Linked DNA regions of Mus musculus: region 2 is linked to region 1. The links are chromatin loops, found by intact Hi-C in ENCODE. Cell type or tissue: left cerebral cortex. All regions are shown on one strand. Links, peaks and the distances in the headings refer to the core of each region. The heading gives the core; the rest is flanking DNA. Region 1 overlaps Lrrc72 (leucine rich repeat containing 72). Region 2 overlaps Crppa (CDP-L-ribitol pyrophosphorylase A).

What was found. A loop is a pair of places that touch in the nucleus more often than their neighbours do. Peaks named below come from ENCODE experiments on the same cell type or tissue, not always from the same donor. Only the 100,000 strongest peaks of a DNase experiment are listed, where the experiment ranks them.
Region 2: a loop joins it to region 1, with 7 times the contacts of the local background. A loop is called at or near these places in 37 of 42 quality-filtered maps.

Annotation. Positions count from the first base shown.
Region 1 is chr12:36,211,996-36,217,380 of GRCm38, reverse strand. Lrrc72 (leucine rich repeat containing 72) reads left to right here. Exons shown (of 9, transcript NM_001361098.1): 6 at 2,965-3,054; 7 at 4,664-4,816. Among named protein-coding and RNA genes, the nearest start is that of Gm40390, 35 kb to the left of the region's middle. In left cerebral cortex, for the core only: a CTCF peak has its summit at 2,108 (motif pointing left); a DNase peak (open chromatin) is centred at 2,110.
Region 2 is chr12:36,667,880-36,673,264 of GRCm38, reverse strand. The region is part of intron 9 of Crppa (CDP-L-ribitol pyrophosphorylase A); the gene reads right to left. Among named protein-coding and RNA genes, the nearest start is that of Mir5099, 150 kb to the left of the region's middle. In left cerebral cortex, for the core only: a CTCF peak has its summit at 2,085 (motif pointing right); DNase peaks (open chromatin) are centred at 2,100 and 2,863.

The sequences.
Region 1 (5,385 bases), core at 178-5,177:
TGCTTTAAAATTTTTGGGTTTTGTTTCTTTCTTCTTTGTCTGTCTTTTTTTTTTTTTTTTTAATCAACAGGAGCCAATTATTTAGATGACTCTATCATAATTTTCTGTCTTCCTCTTGTCTTTCATTGAGAAACCTCCACACGTGTGACTCATCTAACGCAAGTTGCTGCGGTACAGTGGCAGAGACATTGTGATATATGATTGGGTAAATGTAAATTGCTTAGACTCTGACTTCCAAATTAAGATAAGCAAGACAGTGCTGGCGCCACTGAGGTGTACTTCGTAAGTAGCCTAGAGGGAAAGGTGGATTAACTAGTATTAACCTATTGAAAGCGAAAGTGTAAGCGAGTTTGCTTCCTCGCTGCTACAGGAATGTGCCCATACATCACACGACGCTTTCAGAACACTCAGACACAGGAAACTGATTTCATATCTCAGAAACTTAATTTATGGTAATTTAAGGACCAGCCATCCAAAACGCATAAATCCAAAAGGTTCAATACTTAAACTAGCATAGATGGTGTGGGGGTTGGTGGGGGAGGGTGAAGGAGGAATGGAAAGTAAGATTGCTTCCTGCTAAAATGCAAGAGCTAGAGAAGAGAGAAGGAAAAGGTTGAAATATCTTCCATATTATTTACTTTTGATCTCTGCCACATACTTTCTGTTTAAGATGAGATGGGCCATATACCACCCTGAGCATGGCCTTTGACTACCTAGAAGTCTTGGTCGCAAGCGATGTGGCAGTAATCTGGGTGTGGTGCTTTATTTAGCTGCAGGGAAGTGCTTGTCTGACAAGCAGAAGAGCCTGAGTCCTGTCCCTAGAACCTATGGAAAAACTAGACTGTGGTGGTGCATGCTTGTGATCTCAGCACTGCGGCAGTGTGGAAAGGAGGATCCCTTGGGTCCCCAGACGAGGCTAATTGGTGATAGGCTGCTCAGTGGAGAGCTTGTCTCAAAGGAGATAGATCAGATTATCCGAGGGTAATACCTAAGGTTGTCCACACAGGTACACACTCTTGCACTGGCACGAACACACCTACACACACACACACACACACACACACACACACACACACACAAAAGCATAATGAATATTTAACAAAAAATTATTTGAGTAGAGATTAGAAAATTCCAGGAAAAGAAGTGAGTAGTAGTGTTCTCAGAGGGAAAGCCGATGTGGACCACGATGAGTAAACACCCACAGCTGACAGAAGCTAAGAGGTTTCTCATAAGCATGACATGCAGGCAGCGTGGCTGCTCAGTGGCTCTAATAACCATATAAATGGGGGGGGGGTGTCAGCTCTGATTACACAGGAGAGTCACTGGGAAACTGACTTCTGCTCTAAAATGCAAGTGACTTTTTCCTCCTTCCGAATTCTCACTAAAGACAATCATGGTTTGCTTTTATGACCCTGAGGAGTGGCTGAAGCTATGGGGTGTGATCTCTTGTGGGCCTTTTCAGATTGGTCCTTATTTCTGGTTTGATGTGCATCTATGCAGTTACCTCGTCCGTACTGACAATTATTTGTTCCTGCTTTAAGTTCCTTTAAGAGTAAACGTTAGACCTTTTTCCCGTCCTTGTTACTGAAGTCTGGAGTTTTTTCTTTGTCATTTTCCCTCACTCCCCCAGTACACACACATCTGTCCGACTACATCTGACTCTGACTCTGCCTGAGTCTACATCTCCATTTACCTTTTCTCATTCCTCTAACTAGTCTTGTTGTGTAGCAGGTCTCTGCCATTGTCACTTCATCTCCCTTTAAAGCTCCTGTAAGGATTCAAATAGCCAGGAAAGCTTGTGTTGATAAAATCCATATCTCAATGTCTTATTACTGACAGAGAATACATCCAAGTCTTGTTTTTCTTCAATTTTTAATGAGTCTTGTTTTTTCAAACATGCCTCTCCAATCTTCTTTATGTTGCAAACTATGCATTTTAAATGTTAGTAGGTTTTTCTGGGCTTCTGATGCCTGATATTATCATCCCTTTATTAACAGCCCCTGTGTTTGATGAATAGTCTACAGAACAGTACTCTTAAATTTAACCAGAGTAAAGGAGCCACATTTCTTTGGGTGACACAGCTGTGTGGCAGCTGGAGCCCTTCGCTCTGCTGCCATCTAGTGGTTCTCTGCTTTATGTGTTTTTTTCAGAAGTATTTCAGATGCCACATTGAAAAAAAATCACACAAACTTCATTTCTCATTTAATGTTATCAGAGGATGCACAGATAAAATATGTCACTAGAAAATAAAACATTCAAAGTTTCTAACGGAAGCATTGTATAAATGTCCCTCCGTGCTGATGACGACGGATGATTACTTCAGAAGTATCAGGATGGGTACTGCTCCCATGAGGCCCTTCCTCCCCACCGCTTTCTTGCAAAGTTAGGTTCATTACCCATCTCTTAGCCACACAAGTCTTACAGAGGGATGTGAGATGAACCATAAAATCCACATCGGTGTAGCTCCTGCTGAGATCTCCAAGTGCTACTGGCATGGGCATCCTCTGAGCATGAGGACAGTGGGGTTCAGGAAGAAACCTGTCAGGACAGTGTACCTGTATCCACCCAACCCCATTACTCCTGAGACCAGAATAACTCCAAGTAATCTTTTGTGAAAAGCAGCCTCAAGACTTTTGTAGCTAGCATCTTGTTCTTCCCTGGCAAATTTACCTATAGACATTTAACGGTTTCCTCTTTTGTGCCAGATCTGTGTGAACCTAGTGCTGTTTCTAATGGGCATTAACAACCAGTGAACTTTGACTGACTGGATCCAACAGATAGTAAAATATGTGGCGCTCTAAATAGGGAAGTGTGTGGTGAGGCTGTGGCCAGACAGCAGGCACAGCTGCTCACCCTGCAGTGGTTATCCTTGTCCTGTCCCTGAGTCTTCATTGTCTGTCTTCAGAGGTGGTAAAGGGAACTATTGTGAAATCTGACATCTTATTTTGTGTTCTTCCTTTGCAGGTCTGTACCAAAACCCTTTATCCCAATATAACCTCTACCGATTGTATATAATCTTCCACCTTCCCGGACTGGAGTTGCTTGATCGGAAACGTAAGAATGCTTTAGGAAAAAAAAAAAAAAAAAGGAAGGGAGGGAGGGAGGGAGAGAGAGGGAGGGAGGGAGGGAGGGAGGGAGGGAGGGAGGGAGGGAGGGAGGGAGAAGAAGAGAAGAGAGGAGAGGAGAGGAGAGGAGAGGAGAGGAGAGGAGAGGAGAGGAGAGGAGAGGAGAGGAGAGGAGAGGAGAGGAGAGGAAAGAGAAAAGAGAAGGGAAGAGAAGAGAAGAGAAGAGAAGAGAAGAGAAGAGAAGAGAAGAGAAGAGAAGAGAAGAGAAGAGAAGAGAAGAGAAGAGAAGGAAAAAGAAAGGAAAAGAAACGCAGGACACCTAGTGAAAGAATACTTACAGCTAATTTGTTTATGTGGATATGTGTTTACTTACATGTTTGTACATGCACTACAGACCTGCCTGGTACCCTCAGAGGCCGAAGATGTTGGATTCCCTGCAAAGTTACAGATGGTTGTGAGCTACCTTGTGGGTGCTGTGAATGGAAGAGCAGCCAGTGCTCTTAACCACTGAGCCACCTCTCCTGTTCTTGACACCAAATTGTTTACCGCCTGACACTTTGATTGATTGAGTTCTTTCTCTTTTCTCTTCTCTTCTCTTCTCTTCTCTTCTCTTCTCTTCTCTTCTCTTCTCTTCTCTTCTCTTCTCTTCTCTCCTCTCCTCTCCTCTCCTCTCCTCTCCTCTCCTCTCCTCTTCTCTTTTCTTTTCTTTCATCTTTTTTTATTTTTGTTAAGACAGAGTTTCTTTGTGTAGCCCTAACTGTACACCAGGCTGGCCTTGAACTCACAGAGATTAGCTTGCCTCTACTTCCCAAGTGCTGGAATTAAAGGTGTGTATGTCCACAACAGGCTCAATGCTTTGGTTTCTTGTCACAAAAATGATTTATAGAGAATCTCTTAAAATACAAATTCTAAAAGTCATCTTCTTTGAAATTCTATATATTATTAAAATTGGCATACTCAACAGTGACTTCTCACACATGCCTATTCATTCATATGTGCATATATGGACATATATGCATGCAGTCTGTTGTGTACTTTTGAGGCCTAATTCACCCAAGCACATATGATCTATCCCTTATCCCATTATCTTGCTAGCTGTAAAGACTATCCTTTATCCTTTAGGGGTTGTTACTGTGAAGGTCTGCCCGTGAGAATATATCTCCTTCCCAGCAGTGGTGAGGGAATGCAGAGTGTCTCCTGTTGTCATGTCAGTCATATGCTGATATGTCCTAGAAAGTCTCAGGAGTGTGCTAGACCACAGGATTGAGTGCCACTATGACAGGAGGATATCCACTGAGTGCTTGTGAGATTGGATTAATAACTAAAATCTCCTTGCATAATGGTTCAACAATATTGTCATATATAAGTTAAACCTACTTCTGTGTGTATGCATGTATGCATGTTTGTTGGAGCACACTTGTATGTTGAAGTATGTGCACACATGTGTGCATGTATGTGCTATCAGAGGCAGAGTCTCATCTAAACCAGAGATCAGCGATTTGGCTGGTCAGGCAAGGCAGATTGCTCAGATTTTTTTTTTTTAATGACTCGGTATGCTTTTGTTAATTTTAAATATTATCTCTCTTTTCCTTTATTAGAAATTACAGAGAAAGAGAGAAGATACATGATTACCATTTTTGACCATAAAAAAGCTCATGTGATTCAATCAGTAGCATTTGGAAAACGAGTGGATGCCTCCTGGAACCCCAAGTTACCAATAAAGCAAAAGCGGGTCAAAAAACCTCCCTCAGGTACAGTGGAAAAAGAAAACTGAGGTGAAAGCTCTGTAAGCTTTCGGAACCCTTGACTGCAATAATAACTGTAACTTCCCTGTATCGTGAAGTACCTTCGAATTAATTTCCAATATTACATCTTATTTTCATATTTCCCCTGTTGATCCAGTGAATAATGTAATTTTCGCTTTCCCTCACCCATGTTACATGATTCAGTATGGTAATAGTGGCCGGGGAGAGGCGGAGATGCCTGAAGTCCTTGTCTAGTATCTGGTGAAGGAAAAAAATAAAAATAAAAGCATAAGCCATCATTGTTATTACCAATGACACAAAACAGTTTTCTCAATGGAGGGTAGACTCTTTTATGGTGTAGGGAAAATCTTAAGAAGAACTGAAGATCATTTGCACTTTTTCCAGCCAGTGTTTTGGTTACACTCACACCCAAGGTGTTACATAGAAATATTACAAATCATTTCAGTTATATTTAATTAGTTGGCACATATTTTATATAACATAAAATCCAAACAGATTTATTTTTCTCACATAGCAAAGGACACAGGAACAAGGTTCATGAAGTTAATGTAAAG
Region 2 (5,385 bases), core at 231-5,230, 460 kb before region 1:
AAGCACATAGACTTGAAGCAACACTGACACATTGAAAACTCTGTGGGATTTAAGCAAAAATGTCTTTAAAAATAGATCACACAATAAATTAGATACAGCTGGAGAGTGAATTATTAAAATTAAAGTAGGAATTGAGGACATTATGCAAAAAAATCAGAGAAAACAACAAAGAGCGGCAGTAAGGAACTCAGAATACACAAAGTATTCAAACATACATTTAATAAGTCCTGTACAAAGGAATAACAGATATAAAGGGAAATGGTTTTTAAAGATGTATTGCTGAAATTATTCTATAGATTCACGAACAGATGAACACTGGGTTTTATAACCCAGTGAATCTTGGGGTAGATAAAATGAAAATAAAAAATCCTACAAATAAATATTGTGGAAACATCGGGACACTAAATATGAAGAAAGCTTTAAATTAGCTAGTCAGAACACACACACACACAGAGAGAGCGAGAGAGAGAGAGAGAGAGAGAGAGAGAGAGAGAGAGAGAGAGATCAACAGTTGTACTGACAGCCATTTTTGTCACTTCAACAATTGAGACAGGAATAAAATGACAATTTATTTCAAGTTATAATACAAAAGTGAAAACTAACCTTCTCTCCTAAAGCCACCAAACTATACACAAATGCTACTTTTAAAAAATTATAATAAAACAGTCTCTGTCAGTTGAGCAAAATACATTTATTACACTAAAAAGTCATAGGGGGGTAGGTAGGGCTGGAGAGATGGTTCAGTGATTAAGAGCACTGGCCTCTCTCTTAAAAGACCTGGGTTCAATTCCCAACACCCACAAGGCAGCTTACAGCTATCTGTGACTAGAGTTCCAGGGGCAAAACACTAGTGCCCATAAAAATAAATATATTATTTAAATTAAAAAAGAGTCACATACAAGAAAGCAGACCTCAGAATAAAACTCTAGGAGGTAAGAAGATATGCAAAATAAAGTAATAATCTTAAAATAAGTATATGGATATAAAATACCAAACATTTTCCAGGAAATAATTATAATAACAGGTAAATATATAAGATAATTAAAATTTTAAAATCACAATATTGGATAAAGAAAATGTCACTTAGAAAGTGGGAAATGATAGTAAAATAAAATGCATTAAAAAGGATGACATGAAGAGGGACTGCTAGCTCCAGATACATATATAGCAGAGGATGGCCTTATCTCACATCAGTGGGAGGCAAAGCCCTTGGTCTATGGAGGTTTGATGCCCCAGGTTAGAGGGATGCTAGAGTGGTGAGGCATGAGTGCATGAGTGGATGGAGGGGCACCCTCATAGAGACAAAGGCGAGGGGAGAAAGGGGACCTGAGATGGAGGGCTGTGGAGTGGTAACCAGGAAGGGGGATAACATTTGAAATGTAAACGAATAAAATGATTAATTAAAAAGGGTGACATAAACGAAGGCTAGTTAAAATACTAATTTTAAACATTCATATAAATATGGATAATAAATCAAATTGTCTGGAGGTAAGATGAGAAACTTCTTAATCAGAAGAGATTTAGTAAAGGGGCAACGAACCACGAAGGCCACCCTCCAGGTAGCTAAAGCCAGTAGCAGTGGTCTCAGTATTTTCTCCTAAAACAAGGAGAAGATCAAAAAGACCAAATGAACCCGGCCTCCTGAATACAAAAGGATGATGTGAAAATCCTGAATGTCAAAATGACTTAATTAAAGGAAAAAGAAAACGACGGGGCACTAAACTGTAAAAAGTTCCCATGCCACTAGAGAAGGAAGAGAAAAATGAAGGGTGGAGGCTGATCTAAAGTCAACAACAACAACACACACACACAAGAAGCCCAATAGAGATGAGGGAGGACATCACCTTCATAAAGGGGAGGGGCATAAAACAGCCCTTGATTTGACTGACAGCCTTCCCCTGGAACAGAAGAGCGCAGAGAGAGGCAGGAATTTTTTTTTGCAGCTGGGTACTGACGAGAAGCTAGAGCAGAAAAGCTAGGGTCCAGAAGAACAAAGAGAATTAAGCAACTGGAAAACACACAACTTCCACTAACTTCACTCAGGACCGCGTATTTAATGCCATTTGGTTCTGCTGCTGTAACAGAAGAGGGCAGCATTGATTTAGGTAAACAAGGCAAGCCCACAAGGAGGATGAGAGAATGTAACACCTACAGTTGTCACACAAAAGAGAAAATATTTGACCAACTCTACTATCGAATTTCCATCGAGGAAATTAAAGATAAAGTAGGAGACTGTAGGGGACACCTCAGTCTGCAGCGCACTGTCACATAAGCCCGACATTCTTGTTGAAAATGAACATACTGAGGTCATTGATGAGGAAACTATCTTTCAGTTGCCAGGATAAAATACTGACCAAATCCAACTTGGGGGAGGACAGGATTCATTTACTTTACACGTCCACATCACAGTTCACTGTCAAGGAAAGCCAGGGGAGGGACATAAACAGGAAGCTGAGAATTGAGGCAGAGGTTCCCAGACAAATGCTACTTAGTGGATTATTTCTCCTAGCTTTCTCAGCTTCCTTTCCTATACAGCTCAGGCCCACCTGCCCAAGGGTGGCCATGCCTACAGTGGGCTAGGCACTGTATTAATTAGCAATCAAGACAATGCTCCCACAGATTTGCCCACAAGCAAATTGAGTGGGCTTATTTTCTCCTCTGTTGAGAGTCCTGCTTCCCAGGTGTCTTCAGTTTATGTCACATGGCGGGAGTGGGGGGGGGGGGGCATGGCAACTAACCAGCACAGAAACCTAACTGGCCATTTTACACAAAATAATTATCTGATATTTGTCCTACTGGAGACTGAACCATGGCTATGTAAGTACGGAAGATTCGAGTCTAAATCGCTGGAGGTAGCTTAAGTCAGGCATGGATGTATGCAGTGCACAAAAGCCCAGACCTGGCTGTGTGTATGAAGGGGCCTGTAGGTGGCAGTGGAGAAGATGACAGGAGAAGATGACAGCTGGGGGCTTCTGATTACCAGCCTAGCTGCAAGTTCAGTGAGGTACCCTATCTCAAGAGTGTACAACAGAGAGGGATAGAGCAGTAGATTGGACATTCTCCATAGCTTCCATACTCCCAACACACACACACACACACACACACACAAACACACACACACACACACACACACACACACACATACTTGCACGTACAACTTATATATGCAAAACACACATATAAACACACACACAAAAATCAACAGTGAATATACAGACAAATAATATTTTTCAAGTGCATGCCCATGAAAGGCCAAAGATACGCCACAGATTAAAGCGGTTGACAAAACAAACTGCAACATATGTTTTCAAAACCTAAAAAGGGAGATGGATCCTACTTGAAGATTAAATAATGGAGTCACATCAATATTAACTTCCTGATTTGCGTACAAAATTCTGCTTCTAGGGTATGCATGAGTTCCTTGTATTGTTCCTACGTTCTTTTGGTAAAACTGAGATGTTTTGAAGATGAAAAGTAAAAAGTAACAAAAATAATAAAAAGGGAGAAAACAATTTTAATTAAAATGTTAAGAAAAAATCCTCGGCAAAGGCAAACAACCAGGTGAACAAAATAAGTCCAAATATAAATGCACAAAGTTCATAGACAGAAACACAAAATTTGCCAGGTTGAATTAAAAACTAAAAGCCACCATGGGAACACCAAAGCAAAGGGCTGGATTTTACAGGACTAAAAGACATTCATAAGCCAAGCTTTTATCAAAAGAAAGTCTGGCTCTCTGTCATCACCAGAGGACTTTAGAGCAAGTAGATGTCACTGATGTGTGAGTGTGTGTGCATGTGTGTGCAGGTGTGATTCTCCAATCACAGGCTTTGGGTGTTTAGAACAACCCAGTCCATTATGGATTAACCTGATGGGCCCGGAAGGCATCCATGAAAAGACAATGCAGGATGTGTGAGTGTGGGTCTAAACACACAAGAGTCATCTGCAAATGAAACAGGAGAATCAGGAGAATGGGAAACAATCCCTAAGAACCACAAAGGAAAAGTGGGGCTGGCTTGGAGTTTAAGAAACAAAACAAACAAACAAACAAACAAACAAAACCCTTATTACATATTCAATAGAAAGAAATACAAAGAATTGCCATTTTGTTGAACTTGGGATTTTTTAAAAGAACTAAACAGACTCAAGGGAACTTTAATTTCCTCTTCACATGATAAGGGTTTGATGTACGCTTACAAACCCTATTTTTATAGAATTATTGCTTGCATTGCTTTGCGTTATATCCTATTAAACTGTCCATATCTATCTCTATAATGGATCTGCTTTTCTTTAATGCTAAAGAGAAGTCATCCCAACTGAAGAAAAATCAAAAGGCAACTAGGTGGCCTGTGCTTGCACAGTAGCAAAGACTTTCACCTCCTCAAGCCGCCATTCTCTTTTCAGCCTTTTCCCCTCATGACTCATCCAGTTTTAGCCAGTGTCCCCTACCCTCTCTACCTCATCAGTCCAAAACCTGTCTCTGAGTTTAGCCACACCTCCCCTAGAGAAAAGCTAATCAGCCAGGTTTGCTTCCAGCAAGAATTTTATCAAATTCACTGAACAAAAAGCCCAGGCCTCTCTTAATAATTTTGTTGTTGTTTTCTGTTTCAGTTTTGGTTTTGTCATTGCTGTTGAGCATAGACCTATCCTGTAGCCTGGCCTGGCCTGGCCTTAAACCCATTTTGTAGCCTAGGGTAGCCTCAATCTCCTCATAACCCGCCTGCCTCAGCCTCTTGAGTGCTAGGGTTACAGCCACAAGCCCAGCTTCAAGTTAATGTTACCCAAATCCCATCAGTACATATGACAGATAGCAGCGTTTGAATTTTACAAATGGAGAGAAACTGCAGACAGCTAGAATCAAGCTTCCATTCACTTTGTAGAGCACAGTCTCAGAAGACAAAAAGAAAAAAAAAAAAACTATGACATCACTGTCTCCTCGTCTGTATTCCCATCCTTCCCACTTCCCACTTCCCCTTCCCTGCTTTCCCAGCGCGCCCACTGCTGGGGCATGTTAGGCTCAGGCGGTGGAGGCCTACTCCTGCAGTGGTTCATGGGATAAAGTTTCCTTAACTTCTTCAGTGGGCATCATTTTCTTTAGCATTAAAGAGAAGCAACTCTATTTATAGAGATAAAGGTGGACCGTTTAAAGGGATAGAAAGCAAAGCAATGCAAATAATACCTCTACAAAGATAGGGCTTTTCAATGTACATTAAACCCTTGGTATGCTGAGAAGGAAATTTAAAGTTATACTGAGTCAGTTTTCACACACAAGGTGATCTATTTTAGATCATTACTAGTTTTAAATTAATATAAAATCAAATGTGTCTATAAAAGATGAAATACTAACAGTTAAACATGATTATATAACTCAAAACCCTGGGAAGA